Regions from separate parts of the Mus musculus genome. Here region 2 is linked to region 1. The links are chromatin loops, found by intact Hi-C in ENCODE. Cell type or tissue: left cerebral cortex. All regions are shown on one strand.

The links. A loop is a pair of places that touch in the nucleus more often than their neighbours do. Peaks named below come from ENCODE experiments on the same cell type or tissue, not always from the same donor. Only the 100,000 strongest peaks of a DNase experiment are listed, where the experiment ranks them.
Region 2: it touches region 1 in a loop (7-fold over the local background); 14 of 42 quality-filtered maps call a loop at or near these places.

Annotation. Positions count from the first base shown.
Region 1 is chr11:64,437,838-64,445,837 of GRCm38, reverse strand. The region is part of intron 1 of Hs3st3a1 (heparan sulfate (glucosamine) 3-O-sulfotransferase 3A1); the gene reads right to left. Among named protein-coding and RNA genes, the nearest start is that of F930015N05Rik, 5.2 kb to the right of the region's middle. In left cerebral cortex, CTCF peaks have their summits at 3,449 (motif pointing right) and 6,707 (motif pointing right); DNase peaks (open chromatin) are centred at 3,444, 3,801 and 7,861.
Region 2 is chr11:64,713,991-64,721,990 of GRCm38, reverse strand. It overlaps Gm30305 (a long non-coding RNA gene), which reads left to right and starts at 2,733. Exons shown (of 4, transcript XR_879925.1): 1 at 2,733-2,951. In left cerebral cortex, a CTCF peak has its summit at 3,111 (motif pointing right); DNase peaks (open chromatin) are centred at 3,119 and 6,610.

The DNA of each region.
Region 1 (8,000 bases):
TGGGTTTCAGCTACTTTACACCTAAAGTGGTGAGCTTTGTCAGATACCTGTTACACGTTTCACATAGCTGGTTTGCTGTTTTGACAAAAAATAAATAAATAACTTTTAGGCACGTTGTTACCCATTAAAATGGCAAAGGATGCCAATAGTAGAGAATTGATTGGTATTGACTCACAGAATTAATCTTATTTGCACAAGCATCTACAAAGATGCCTAAACCAGATTCACCAAAGACTGGCCAATCAGCCTTTGAAAGGAAAAGCTACTGGCTTCCTGGGGGCTCTGGAAGGAGCTTCTGTTGCTTTGCTTTAAGCCAAAAAAAAAAAAAGTAATGTGGATAAAGCTATTTTTACAGTTGTTATAAATACCAGAGGGGAGATGTTTGAAGGAAGATTTGTCAGCACTCTGTTGAATGAGAAGCCCAGATAACACAACTGTGCAGTTAAAAACGGAAGCACAAAATGACAGTATGCCACCTAGGCAGGGGTTTCAAGTCTGATAATGCTGGCAGTACAGACAGTGAACTCAGCAAGGAAGCCACTTAGCTATAGGATGTGTCCTCCACCATGGCTCTCCTGCACTCTGTAATGGATCTCTCCATCTCTTCCAACCTGGAATGTAGAAATAGCTTCAGGTTGCTCTGGGAGTGTCTACACCATAGCAAAGATATTGAGCCCATTTAGTGGGGAGATTTATATAGGCTGGTCAGGATATTCCAAGCCATGTTATCAACCCTACTAACGTCTATACCCCATAACCAGCTTCCCCAGCTCTGAGACCTACTTCTCATATGTTTGTAGTTAAAAATGAAAAAAAAAAAAAAGGTGGGGGGGTGACTCTGGAGAGATGGCTCAGCACTTAAGAGCACTTGTTGATCTTGCAGAGAAATTGGGTTTGGTTCTCAGCACACACATGGTAATCTGCAACCACCTGTAACTCCAGTTCCAGGGGATCAACACCGTCTTCTGACTTCTGCAGGTTATGCACATGGTACACAGACATTACGTGCAGGCAAAACACCTGCACATAAAAATGATAGATGCTAGATAGATGGATATATATATATATATATATATAGATAGATAGATAGATAGAGAGAGAGAGAGATGATAGATAGATAGATAGATAGATAGATAGATAGATAGATAGATAGATAGATATTTTTTTAAAAAATTTTTAAAGCCAAGTGTCTCATTTGCCTGACTCCTATTTTGGCTCTTCATCTTCCTCAAGTCCTGTCATCTGTACCATGGCTCCCTGTCCCCAAAAACCAGTCGAGGGGAGGCTCATCCTGCCTGGGACCGAGAGGCACTGCAAGAAGGGAGGCAGCCAGCCCGCAGCGGCCTCCAGGGTAAGGGAGCTTGAGACACAGCATTGTGTGCAGAGCACCTAAGCGCAAGCTGCCTTTTCTGTTCCCTAAGCGCTTCCTGGCTCCTTTGATGTCTTCATTTGGGGGTTTAGGATAATCTTAGCTATTTAAGATACACAAAATAGCACAAAGAAATTCTTGGTATATAAACTACTCCTCCCAGGGAGGCATCATTACACAGGTGCAGATCAAGTACAACACGCTGGTGAAAGCCAAGGTATCCATCTCAGTTAACTAGACTGAATGTGGTAGCACATGCCTATAACCCCAACACTTGGGAGGCTGAGACAGCCAGTCTGGGCTACATGCAGAGATGCCATCTGCAAACAAGAAACAACACATACAAACATGAGAACCTACCTCTCCCTCTATTCACCCTAGAGTTCTTCCAAGAACCCCAGAGAGTGCCCGACATAACGTAGCACTAAGTGCAAACCACTTATATGCACTCACACATAAATGTAATGGCTTTTACCTCGCCACTGAGCACTTCCACGCTGTGGCCACAGCTTCTGCACTTTGAAGCATACAAGAAAAAATTGTACAGGTTTCTTTTTTTTTTTTCCTTCAGAATTCTGCAGACAGAAGACTCATCATGCTACAGACCTCACGAACCCAGCATTCGAGAGAAATCTCTCCCTTGACTCAGATTTGGACTTTTCACTTAAGGGAAGCCCTTTGCACCTCTTCTTCTTCATGTCCAACATACCAACTCCTGGGCTTTGTCTCATATTAAGTAGACTAAAGATTGGTTACCCAGAAGCACGGAGGATACTAGGACAGTGGAGTTGGGAAGGGAGATGGTTGCTAAGTACACTAGACACAGGGGTGACTCATGTCCCATAGAACGCCATGCCACATCCTGCTATCCAAAAAGGCTCCAAATTTGAGAATCGTGAATTGTTTGTCTCTGGATTGCCCCATTGATGTGTTTTTAGACTATGATTGAGCACAGGTAAGTGGAACTTCAGTTATATGGAGGCTGCCACATAATGCCATTCATTCAACCATCTGCAGCATCCATGTGTGCCTAATTTGTCTCCACAAACACGTATTCTTCTGTTCTAGGCCCCAATTAAGAGAACACCTCCCTAAATGTATATGCTTCTTAATAATGAGTCACTGTTGTCTTCTCCCATGTGAAAGAGATTATGCGCCTTACCAGGTTTTAGGCCACCTTGACATTTTTCAAAAGTCACACTGCACCAGTGTGTTGCAAAGCTCAATTTGGAATCTTGGGACTGTCTTATTTACATGGGTTCTGGACACAGGGGATGGGGGTGGATGAATACCCACAGATGAAAGAATATTATGTTCAATGAATAATATCAGGACAACGTAGAAGATCTCAGCAAAAGAGGCCCCTGGGTTAACTAATTAAGCTCACTTCTGCCAGGCTTCCAGTCATGTCCCTACTCCTTCTGCTGTTTTAACCTGACCCCACCTATCCACAGGCCCAGAAATGCATCCCTAACTGATGTCATCACCATCCCAAGAGTTGTCCTGCACTTGGTAGGCACAGGACAAGCGCTGGAAGGGTTAAGCTGGCTTCTGTATGCCTCCTGTTCTATTAAGACCCTCCTCCAGAGCTGCACCACGCAGGGGAAGGAATAAGCCTGCAATAAAGTCATCTGGAAGCGTTTTCATCTGAAGCCAGCTTTCAGAAACAGAGGCAAAATGCACTAACAAAAGTAATCTGGGCATATGGCATTCCTTCCTCATGCACATGTCTAATATAAATCCTCTAATCATTTGTATCTTGCTTTTTGGGTTTATTGTCAAGTCAAGTCTTTTATTTCTCTCCAACAAATAAACTGCCGAGAGAGAGAGAGAGAGAGAGAGAGAGAGAGAGAGAGAGAGAACCACCCATACCTAAAGAGATCAGTACAGCAGCTGGGCTACGAAGCCTATACCTGCTATCTAAGTTCATTATTATTTCTTCCTTTCCCCTTCCCCTTCCCCTTCCCCTTCCCCCCCTTCCCCTTTCCTTTCCTTTCCTTTCCTTTCCTTCAAACACAATTAGTCTGGAAGTTGTCAGGGAAATTTACTGAGTATTTTACCACTAGGTGGCGCTACACAACACATTCAAAGTAGGTGGCTCACGAGCGAGAAGGAATTTTGTTTATATCCTTTCAAAGACTCTCTCTTGCATTCCTAATGGCAAGTACTTAACTGCATTATTAATAAACACTCCCCCCTTCCTGCCAGACATCTGCCATTGTCTGACAACTCCTGAGACCGGCTAAAACTGTACTCTGCAGTGTGGAACTCAAGAGAGGCGTTGGACAATCGTACGTGTTCAGGTGCCTGAGAAATATCAGCTACTCAAGAGTTGTATCTATCGTTGGAAGCAGGAATTAGGCGAGATCTGAGCACTGGGTTCACATATGTTTGCTTATTAGTTGTATCCATATATCCCACAGAAATCAAATCAACACAAGCTCTCAAGTGTTAAGCCTCTGACCAAGGCGAAGGCTAGAGGGCAGAAGTGTTGCTTCTTTCTTGTGCGTGTATATAAAAGGCACATGTCTGGTAAGAAACTTGCACAATTTTAACTCATGGCTTGAAGATAACAAAATTCCTAGACACCCAGGGTTTCATATTGTTGGGAAATAGAGACCAAGAAACTACACTAGATCGCCTTGTTTTATATTTTGGGTTTTTTGTTTTGTTTTTTGTTTGTTTGTTTTGGGGGGTGTTGTTTTTTATGTAGTTCCTCACTAGGGAACCAAACTAGCTTCAAGCTTGAGGTCTTCCTTATTCAACCTCCATAGTTCTGGGTTACAAGGTGAGTCACTGTGTCTGGCAAAACAAGTTCTCTTTATATGCCGCATCTCTATTAGGTGAGGGTAACGCTCTTTTCCTCTCCCCCCCCCCCAAAAAAATATCTAAGTATACAGGGTCCCTGCCTGGACCCAGACATGGAACTGATGGTGGGTACAATTTATATTTGCTTAAATGTGTCCCATAGAGAGACAACCACTTCTTATGGTTGTTTATATCAAGGACGGTTGTTTGCTTTGTGACCAACACTCTTCATGATGTGAACATCTGGTCTATGTAAGGTTAGCCCCTGTTGTCATTAATTGCACAGGCTGACTTTATTCCCATGACCCCTCTAAAATACAGACTTGGCGCTTATTCTTCCCTGGCCAATCAACCAGTTTATTTATGTGAGACAAATATTTGGGCCAGCGTGTTTTCTGTTAAAAGGGGGACGGGGAGCAGGAGATCATAACGCTGTGGGAGGATTTCCACCCAGAGATTGTCTTCACGTTCACACACAAAGTGTATCTGCATGCTCTGACCCTCAGATCATAAGGGGACGTACACACAAGGAAGTGCAGACCTGAGGTTTTGCAAGAGGTATTGCAATTCTTCTATAACCAGCATTTCTTAGATATTCCCCAACCATTTAATGAAGTTCTTCATACAAATGCCATCCCTCCCCCTTCTATTGTATTTCTACTTCCACACACACATACATGTATAGCACACACACACACACACACACACACACACACACACATGCACAGCTGATTAAGTTGCCAATGATATCTATGGGGGAGAAAGCCCAGAATTCCAGACAATGAGAGCAGGTGGGAAGTGTCTAGTCACTCAGAGCTCCTGGGAATTATAGTCATGGAGGAAATGCCTCCCTTTTTCTCTACACACGTGGACTCCCTAGGCTCAGAGTCCTCTTGGCCCTGGTTCTTTGCTTACTCAAGGACATTCATTGTCTCTGGACTTCACTCCATATGACCTTGCATGGGTGGCCAGGATCTGCACCTCCTTTAGCTTAAGTTTCAAACTCTTTGTGAAAGAAAGGGATGGTGGCCCAGAGGGTAGGATTGGCTCCTGGAGGTGCTGTGCAGCTGTTCCCAGCTGCCACGAGATGCAGCGCTCTCCCAGAAACCAGAAGTGCCTTTGTTCAAGTCATCGCTCCAGTGGCCTTGAAAAAGAAGGCCATGATCTATGATGTTGTAAGGTCAAAATGTTTCATATTTTGATGAAGTTAGGAGCTTCAAGTCTTCACACTAAGTACTTGTTCATCATTTCTGTATGTGATAATGTGATATTCTTGACCGAAATGGTCCAGTCTTGCTAATGATGGGAATTAAGATATGGGACATGGTAGTACTAAAGACAACATAGTAAATGCTTCTAAATATGGTCCAAATAAAGGCATAGAGTATTCAAGGAGCCACTTATGCGCATGTGTGCTTGTGTGCATGTGTGGATGTATAAATAGATAGAAGACAGACAGATGCACAGCAGGCCCTCTGTATCTATAGGTTGTATACCCAGAGGCTCAGCCAACTGCATGAAACTTACAGAAAAAAAAATTGCATCTGTGCTGAATATGTCCTGACTTTTTCTGCTATTATTCCTTTGACAATACTGTAGGAGCTCTTTACATAACATTTATGTCCTATCACACATTATAAATAATGCATACATGATTTAAAGTGCAGAGGAGGATGCTTTCAGTTATGTGTGAATATTGTACTATTTTATAGGAGAGACTGGAGCATCTGCAAAGTGTGATACATGCAGGGGGATGGGACAAATGGCCCCAAAGATACCAAAAGGAGTGTATATATGTGAACATACACATGTTCGTGTGTAGTTTATTTAAATACTTTACAAATATGTATCCTTTGTCTCTGTAAGGAAAATAGAATACCTTTTAGTTGGTACTGATGTAATAGACAAACGGGGAGCGGGCCCTTTTCATTCAGTTCAAAGCTCACCTGCCCTGGAACTACAGTAGAGAGATCCAGTCTTGACTTCCAGTAAAGATGTTTACATTTTGAAGAAAGGAAAAGGATGTACACTCCCTTTTATAGTCATACCACTCGTGCAATAGCAGTGGATATTGTTCACTTGGAATGAGTACTATCCCATGACACACAAGCCATAGACATTTGTCGTATTAATACTCTCTGCTCCATTAAGTCATGGGGGATGCTTTTCAAATTCAACAAGGAGGAGTTTCATACCCAAATACTTCTACTGGAGTGTGCTGAGTTGTTATATATATAAGTCCCCACACAGAAACATTTTTAGGGTGTTTGGTAGGAACATTAAAACACTTTAAATCAATAAGAATAATATCCTGTCTAGAGATTTTGAGTAACAAATTCATTTTCATTTTACTATAATTTTTTTTCAAAGATGGATTTATACTCTACTCTGGAAACACAGCTTACATTTCTATTTTCATCTTGATGGTGGAAATAAAGAAACACCTCAGCAACAGAAATTTCTAACTCTCAAACTCCCTCTCGAAGAGATTTCTTCAAACTTCCTTAAAGCGAAAGCTTTCTCCTTTTGTGAGGACAGTAGGGGGCACTCCCACCGCAAACTGTTAGGACAAATAGTGACAAAGAAGGAGAGAGACAGACAGACAGACAGACAGACAGACAGACTAGACATGTTTTGACTCCCCATATCACTAAGCATCAAAAGTATCACCTATATTTTTCTCTTCTCTAACTTTCTTCAGGGTGCAAATAAAAAGTTTGGTTTTGTTGTTGTTTTTTCCTGCCCCTGCCCCTGCCCCTGCCCCTGCGTGTGTGTGTGTGTGTGTGTGTGTGTGTGTGTGTGTGTGTGTGGTCTTAAGTATGCATAGAAATTCTATATTGCAAATTTGGGACAACTTACAACAGTCTAACCAGACCCTTCTTCTGAATATTAGGTAAATATAAGTAGCCAAAATGAACAGCAGCTTCAAGACAGCCTGTGTGGGGTTTTCTCACATAGAGACTTCAGTCTTCAGTCCTTCTCACAAACATCAAACTCCAAGTTCAGAGTCAAGATGAAAAGAACCCGTGGGGAAATTTTCATTAAATAATCCCATAATCCAGGCTCCACAGGTTGGGTCCTCTTAAATAAGAGTTTCTCATATAATTCAGTGAGCTTAAATTTATGCATTCAATAAAAAAAAAAAAAACCCACTCCACTGTGAATGTTAAAACAAAGACATTGTTCCGACACTTGGAAAATTAAATTCACCAAACCATGAAGCCTACTGTGCAGTTATTTTTGTAACCACCATAAATTGCTTTATAAAACTCCTCTACTGGATAAACAATCCAAGGAGATTTTCTTCATAGTAAAGGACAGGGCGGCCTTAAAGTTTATGACTTTTTCTTTTTCTTTTTTTTTTTTCCATACTTTTTTTTTTAAAGTAGTTGTGTTTCGAGTTACCTCAAAACCTTCTTGCTTTTACATGATTTCAGAAAGTTCCACAGAAAATCAGATCCAGGTCTGTAGATATACCATGCCCTCAAACAGACGTTACTGGAGTAAGAAGAAGCAATCCCATCTTGTGAAAATAAAGTTTAGTAGGGCAAAGCAAAAATGAAGGGGATTAGTACTAAATGTTTCACTATATTTAATTGTACCTCAGAGCCCAGGGCCGGCCTGTATGTCTCAGACTGATGGCTTGAAATGGGTCTCTCCCTGCACTGTATGAGGCCACATTCAATGCGAGCGGCTCTAGATAAGAGTTTTAGGGGTCTTTAATCACTTCATTCTTGTGTCCTTGGGGAATAGCACAGAACAGCCTTTGTGTCCAGAAGAAGGACCTGTTGTCCAGACTCAACAGGTCACTGCATAAGAACTT
Region 2 (8,000 bases), 280 kb before region 1:
CTCTGAAGCAAGGGACTGTATTAAATACGATAGTACTGAAACGCGAGGAGGGATTACTTGCAGAAACTCAACAGTCCTGATTTTCAGATGCAGTAACAATAGTCAAATGGCCCCTGGCAGTGCCAGCCTGCCTACTGGGTTATTCAGAGTATTTCCTCTTGGGTCAAGCTTCATTTTGCTCAACAAAAAGACATTGTGGTCTATGAAGGTGAGAGGCTATCTCCTAAGCTCTGTGCTTTCCCTGGGTCTCTTCAGTGGAATTTTAACATCTAGGATTGAGAGCTGAGAAATACAGAGAAGGCAAAGGAGAACACATATTGTGTGCATGGGAGAAGCACCTCACTTCTAGTCTAAACAGCTATGCCCTCATCATTTCTTCAGAGTTCCTCCACCTTAAATCAGACTCGAGCAATAAATACCAGAACAACGGATAATCTGTTAATAACAGGAGCTTAACAAAAATGAATGTCATCCTAGCTCGATCTGTATGAGGAGATTCTTGACTGGAAATGCTCAACATGACTATAGTTCAATGGATGTCACATCATTGGATGTTGGGATGTATCTAGTTTCCAACTCTGACATTCAGAGGAGGTCAAGGCCCACAGGTATTCCCAGCTCCTCTCCCTCAGCTTCTTCATATGACAGGAGTGATCTCTTAGGTGTGCATCTCACCGGGCGGACTCTGATGCCCTGGCTTTAAGATTCAGGCTTTGAAATTTCTTTTTTTAAAAGATGTCTATAGTTCTTATCATTCTCTAGTTTATTAAAAGTACAGTAAACAAATAAAAGTTGTATTTATGATGAATGACAGGTTTGAAATAGATGGATAGGGAGATGATGGATGGATAGATAGATAGATAGATAGATAACAGATCGATAACAGATCTGTTTTAGTGTTGGTACTTTGAGATTTTGATTCCTATAGCATTCCTGGTGAACATAAACATTAGAAATTCTCAGTGAAAGTCTAGAGGGCTGAACTCAACAGTATATGAAAATAGTCATGTCCCATGACCAAATAAGCTTTATCTCTGTAATGTGAGGATGTTTCAACACAGACAGATTCATAAATGGAACACACAGTGTTAGCAGAATGAAAAATAGAAATCACATTATTATCAAAATTTCTATTAGTAACTAGTTGGAACTGTGTCTCTAAAGCAAATGATAGAAATCCACACACTCTCCCTAACAAAGACACTTTGTGGGGCTGAGATGTAGCCCTAAACCGGGTTCACCCTGAGCCTCCTTCAAATACTTGGTTCCTACATTTCTCAGCCAGAGTTCAGTGTCATCTCTGTTCACAATTACTATTTGCTGACACCCTGGTTGCCTCCCAGAGATGCTCCAAAGTAAGAAAGGACATCTCCTTCTTGCCTTTGTATTCACAGCCACAAAACTCTGGGAATTGTTCTCACTGGCCAGTCTGCATCCCAGCTAAGAGGAAGAGGAGATTCGTGCTGTTAGCTTTGTTTGTTTGTTGTGTGAGATTGAGCAGTCCAGGCTGGCCCTGAACTTTTAACCTCTCTGCCTTCTGAGTCCGGGGATTGCAACTCCTGTGTTCCACCACACTTAGATGGGTTGTGCATCTCTCACTTTAACTGTACTGACTGGAAGGGGCATAAGGCACAGCCAAAGAGGACTAAAGTATATTCCTTGAAAAATATCCATAAGACAGAGACTCCAGGGCTGTGGGTGTCAGCTAGCCTAAGGGAAGGTGGGACAAAGGTCACTTGTCTACAGCTTATGTGTCCGAAGATAGCTCACTTTAATCTAAAATGCTTAAAACAATGTACTCTGTCCTTTAAATGTTGTTACCTCCCAGTCCTGTGGAAATGTTCCAATGCTCTTTCAAATATTCATATTTTCTGAAGAGGCCTAATCCGCAGTTAAGTCTCAAGTGAAATGAAAGGACAATCTAAGACTGAATGAGCAGGCTTATGAGGAAAAATCGTGGCTTTGCCCAATTCACATAAGGGAAACTGCTAAGCATTTAACCCACAACAAAAGGATAATTAGGCGACATCCCTGTCCATTTGATGCAAGGAAAACATTATTTTAGCTAATTAATAATTTCTAAAGCATTTTCTTAATGACACTTTGATGGCAATCTCAAATGGAAACACATCTGTGTACATACAGAGCAATGACTATTGAAATAGTGTGTGCACGCATGCACACACACATCGTAATTACTCTCTGGATTTGTCGCCTGAGGTAACTTGGAAAATAAAGGTCAGATTTAGAAACCATTTATGGTGAGAGCACCACAAGCCCGGGGAAGAGATTTATTCTCCTATTTCTCATCAAAGCTTTTGATCCTAAACAGCATGCCCCCTTCTTTAACATTTGTTTCCACATTTATTTGTGTGCAATATGAAGGTAGGGCTGAGGACAACTTGCCAGGCTCAGTTCTACCTACCCACGATATGGGCTCTAAGGATTGAATTTGGTCTTCAGGGTTGGCAGCAAGCATCCTTGCCCTCTGAGCCATCTCATTGGCCACTAGCCTATACCTTCTTGTGGTCTAAACTTCATAATACCAAATTTCAAGTCAAAATATACTGACTAGACTACAGCTTTGAAGTTATCGTGCACAGTATGGAAGGTAAAATCATTAAGATTTGATTGGGTATTAAATTGTCTCAATTTATCTCCTTTAAGGAACGTGAGAAACACGCGCGTGTTTTTCCCAGAGAGCTCTGCTCATAAGTACGGGTTGATCCAGCCTCTCGACTCCAGGGGCAGCAGCCAGTTACAATCGGCAGTCAGTACTCTCCTCTCCGTGTATCCTCAATCCTTTCTTTCTCTGGAGGCTCCTATACTGCTCTTTCAGAGTCCAGACCAAGGTTAGACCATCCATGGGCTCCAACAGGAACTGATAGGTGCAAATTCTTTGTCAGATCACTAAGAAATGCTGAGGGCACTTAGACCTTTGAATTAACCAGGTAAGATAAAAACATTTTAACCTAGCCCAGGCACACTCATTTTTCCTGGTGTCCAGCCCCAGTTGGGTTCCCCCTTTTTCTTAGTGTCCAGCCTCTGGGCTTTTGCTGAAGCTTCCGGGTTCTCCTCCAGAGGAGTGGTTCCTCAGACAGGCCCACTGCTGACCAGTAGGGGGAGCCCCAATGTAAAGGCATCGTGGGCTGTTCAAGTTTCTCACACACAGGAATTACATAATTTGTGGCATACTAGGAATGAGATAAGTGCCATTAATGTAAGATTATGTTTTTTTCCTAAATGGGTTAAGATGATTTTAAGTTCTCAGTTAAACGACTAAGAATGAACAGACTTCTACCTGACTTAGGAGTTATTGATGGTTGCTAACTGCATTTTAGAACCTTAAGCACTTTCACAGTTCAGAGTGAAGGGGCAAATAGGGAGGCCAGTGTCTGTCGGTGCAGGAGATGTCAGGGCTGCAGTGGGAGGTGAAGGACACCTGACAGAGACCCCTGTAACCTTAAGACAGTGACTTAAGTGTGGGCCCTGGAGAAGCACCAGTTGCAAACGTTCCTTTGATAACAGCTCAGCAGCCTGAAATCACACACAGCAGGGCAAACAAGCTCATTGCTCATGATCTACACAGATCAGGGTTGGAAACAGGGTAGAAGAACATAGGTCTGAACCCAAGGACAGCCAAATGCTGAAGGCCAACTCTCCTGATTGCCCTTCCTACAACTAGCAGTGGATCTCAATTTCAGCAAAGAGAAAATGGATTTCTTTTCTTTCTCTTTTCTTACAGCTGAGAGATTTTTAAATTAGAGTTAACATGCCTCAAACAGAACTTAGAGTGCATCCATGAGGGTGAATAGACCAGAGGAGAGGTTGAATAAAAGAGGGAAGGGAAGGGAAGGGAAGGGAAGGGAAGGGAAGGGAAGGGAAGGGAAGGGAAGGGAAGGGAAGGGAAAGGAGAGAAATTTTCTTACTGGTTTTCTTATCAAAGTTGAAAAGCTCTATGGAACCAGGGTAGCAGTTACAAAATGGTTTGGAGTTGAAGTTAGGGGATTGTCTACAGACAAATGCAGACTGGATATATACACTTTAAACTGTCGAGACAGATGTGGCCTGATGATAGCTTGCCATAGCACACCAAACAATCACTGAAGTAGAAGGCAGCAGAGTCTACCTTAGAGGCAGAACACACGCAAGAGCTCACTGTGTAAAGCGCTGTACCAGAAGGGAAAGGCTGCCAGAGGCAGTGTTGATTGGCTTGGGGAGAATCAGTGGAGACTTTCCAGAAATCATCATTTTTGCCAGCTTGAAGAGTATGTAGGTATTAGGAGAAAAATGTGGCTTGATGGGTGAGAAGGGAAGTTGTCACCCAGGCTGAAGTAACTGCCTGGATAAAGTCTCAAAACCAAAGGGCCGGGGTTGGAGAGATGAGCCAGCAGTTCCAAGCACTCGCTGCTCTTATGGAGAGCCTAGGTTCAGATCCCAGTACCCACGCTGGGGGGCTCACTACTCCTAACTCCAGCTCCAGGGTGCTCAGACGCCCTCTTCTAGCCTCTGCAGGTATGACATCTATGTGCATATACCCATGTGCACACATACACAGACATATACATAAATAAAAATAAAGTGAATCTTCAAATAACAAAAATGGAAAGAAAATGCTACCCATTGTTGTGACAGAAACCATCTCTGTAAAGTTAGAATATCAACAGCAACAACGACAACAACAAAGATTGAGCTGATAAGGCACAAGCAAAGCAGAGAGTGATTTCCAGAAGAGAGGATTGTTTATATGAATCACTTCAGCCATATATAGAAACTGAAAAGGAGGATAAATACAGTGTCACTTCTAAGTAAGGACGATGCCATAAGAAGATAAAGGCTTCTTTATGTGTATTTTTTAATGTGTATTTTTTTTTTTAAAACGGGAGTCCCTAGAGATCATGAGGACAATGAATAGCAGGAGAGGAAGACTAATGAAAAAGATCAGTTAGGAGACCACTACAGGATTCTGGGATGCCAATGTAGTCTAAGCCAGAGAAATGGTCATGAGATGGGTGCAAGTAAGAGATGATTCATCAAGCCATCTGATATGAGTATGTGGGAGAAAGCAAGAATGACAAGCAGGTGACCATGTTGGAACAGTTAAATGCCATTTTCTGAGAAGGAACCTCAGACATAGATCGAATAGCCAGTTGTGCATTGTACATGTTGAATGTAATGTGTTAATGAGTCATTAAATGGACTGGAATGAGGGAGCCAGGTTAGAGATAAGACCCCATGGGAAGTGGTAAAGACAGTAGAGAATTCCATCTGAGGAGATGGCATTGCCTGAGTGTGTACAGGTGAAGGAGAGAATATCACAGGAAGAGTAGAGAAACCTAAGAAGACGCCAGGTAGACTATGGCTGAGGCATGAGGAAGAACTTATCCCATGTCCCTGCAGCAGGGAATCATAAGGGTATATTAAATAGATAGAGCTGTTAGAGTATTATTGAAACAAATAAGTGTCTAAGTTACATACAGAAATCTTTGACCCCTCCTTGAGTACTTTGAAAGGATGTATGGAAGGGCATATTGGAAGCTCATAAGAGAATGACACTTTATTTGACAGCTCAGCCTAAAGATGGGGTGATAGAGGGCCTATAGTTTCATCAAAGAAATGTGCAGTACCCAAAGAAAAAATTTATTAGAAGCTGGGATATTTTAGAGAAAGTGTATAGGCAGTAAAAACGGGCAGAGGTTATCTCTTCTGCATTGAATGAGAATAAGAGGTGTGAAACAAGGTTGTGAAAAAAAACCCACATGAGCTACATTCTGAAAATGCTTTGTAAAATGTGATGCTATGTGGGGAAAATCTAAGTATCCAAGCCAACGGAAGTCAAGGCAGTTTTTCATCAGTGGTAACTTCAGAAACAGGGAGACAGCACTTAGAGAATTCTGAGATGAGAATACAGTGAGATCATAATTTTATACCCAGCTATTGTTTATGAGAAAAGGTGCTCAAAATTTTTGGATATCCTGGAATGCCCATGCCTGTCTTGGAAATTTATTCAGAAAATTCTAGAAAGCAAGAAACAAATCAAACTTAGAACTTCACAACTATATCACAATGACAAACTAAGCACTTGCACACACTTTTCTACTCCTCCACCTTGGAGAAAAACTAGCGGAACGGGAACAGGGTAATATGTCCTTACAGGATAGAAGGTTCTGGAAAAAGAGATTTAATCAGCAGATCAGAATTCTAAAGAATTTTTGGAAAACTATATGGTAGACTGACTTGGCAGTAGAAGGAGAGTAGAGAAAACCACAAACAAATGGAGACATCTGGCTATCGTGAGGGCGTGTGCCTGTGGTTAGAGCTACTGGAGAGACTGCAGTGGAGGATTGCTTGAGCACATAAATTTGATGCCAGCTTGGGCAATATATCAAAACTTACCAGGAAAAAAAGAAGGAATTATGTAAGGAAGAAGGAAGGAAAGAAAAAGAAGGAAACAGAGACAGCTGGGCTTCTGGAATGGGTCACTGCAGAAGACAGCACTGGTCCTCCCTAGAGAGCCCTGGAAAGTCTCCAAGATCACCATCAATGAGGGTTAGAGATATTTGTCGAATGATGTTGGATGAATGAGCAGGCTGTGTAGTAATTAGCAACATAATTAATTGAAGGGTTGCCAGCCCAGCTGGGCTGGTCCTCAATTCTGATACACAGAAAGCTGGCTGTGTTACTTCCTTCTGTATAATGGATGAGATGTGTCCTCTAAATAACATGGTAGTCCTGTCTTCAGGAAAGGAGAAATTAGTGGAAGGGCAGCTTTGTGCCAAGCTCAGTTCTAATGTGACTAGGGAGCCTGGGACTTCTTACATGCCCCTGCCTCATCCAACCTCTTAGAGGCATCTGCAAGAAGAAGTAGCCCTCTGCCCAGGAGGACTGTCAACCTAGGGCAGTGCTTCTCAACCTTCCTAATGCTGTGACCCTTTAATAGTTCCTCAGGTTGTAATGACCCCAACCATAAAAATCATTTCACCGCTACTTCATAACTGTACTGTTATGAATTGTAATATAAATATCTGATATCCAACCCCCCACAGGGGTCGCTAGCCACAGGTTGAGAGCCACTGATCTAGGGAGATGATACCCTGTATGGGTATCCTTCCCCTGGAACCGCTGACCAAAGCAAAGCTTAGTGACTGACAGTGCCCACTCTAGTCCTTTAGAGCTCTAGGGAAAGTGAACCAGCAGTGAGAAGCTCTCCTGTGAGAAAGTGGGAAGGACAGACCCTGAGAGGTTAGCACAGGCCGTGCGGGCAACTATGGCTTCTTCAGTGACGATCAGCAGAGATGTGTCAAAGGATACCAAACATGGAAAGAACACACTTCTTTGAAACTGAATCATTGGATGGACAAGAAGGTCTGAGTAGTAAAGCGACAGAAGCGATAGCATGATTGTTACAGAAGAAATGGTTCCAAAATGAACGATGCAGCCAATGGATTGTAGCTAAGAGATAAACCCATCTGTGGTCTTGTCCTTAGCTTTTCCCCAACTCTTAAGACAGATCCGCCTTTGCTATTTAGAAGTTTTGTTAGAACAGCAGATATACTTGTCATGTTGTATTTCTATGGTTTGTCTTATTTAAAAAAAATTAAAAACAGAGGCAACTTATTTTATGAAACTGAGGTTTCTTTGCCTTCTCCAAACTCCACTCTTTGCTTTGTGGAACTTCTTGGTCTTACTTTGTGGGCATTTGCAATGTCTCCTAACTTTTCTATTCAAATAGTTATGTCTCTCTTTTATTTTCAGATGCATAAAATTATAGGTTTATGTTTATTTTCTTTGGGTTTATTCTGAAAATTTTGAAAACACCACAAAAATTAAGACAGTAATGAATTATTTATTAAAAACTGTTTTCATGTTCTGTAGGTGTGTCACCTGTTACAGATGCTGAACATTGAGTCTGAATGCTATATCTGTAAATTACCTGCTTCCTCCAAGATCACTATTTTTCTCAGAAAAAAAAAGCCACTGACAATTTTTAGCTGATATTT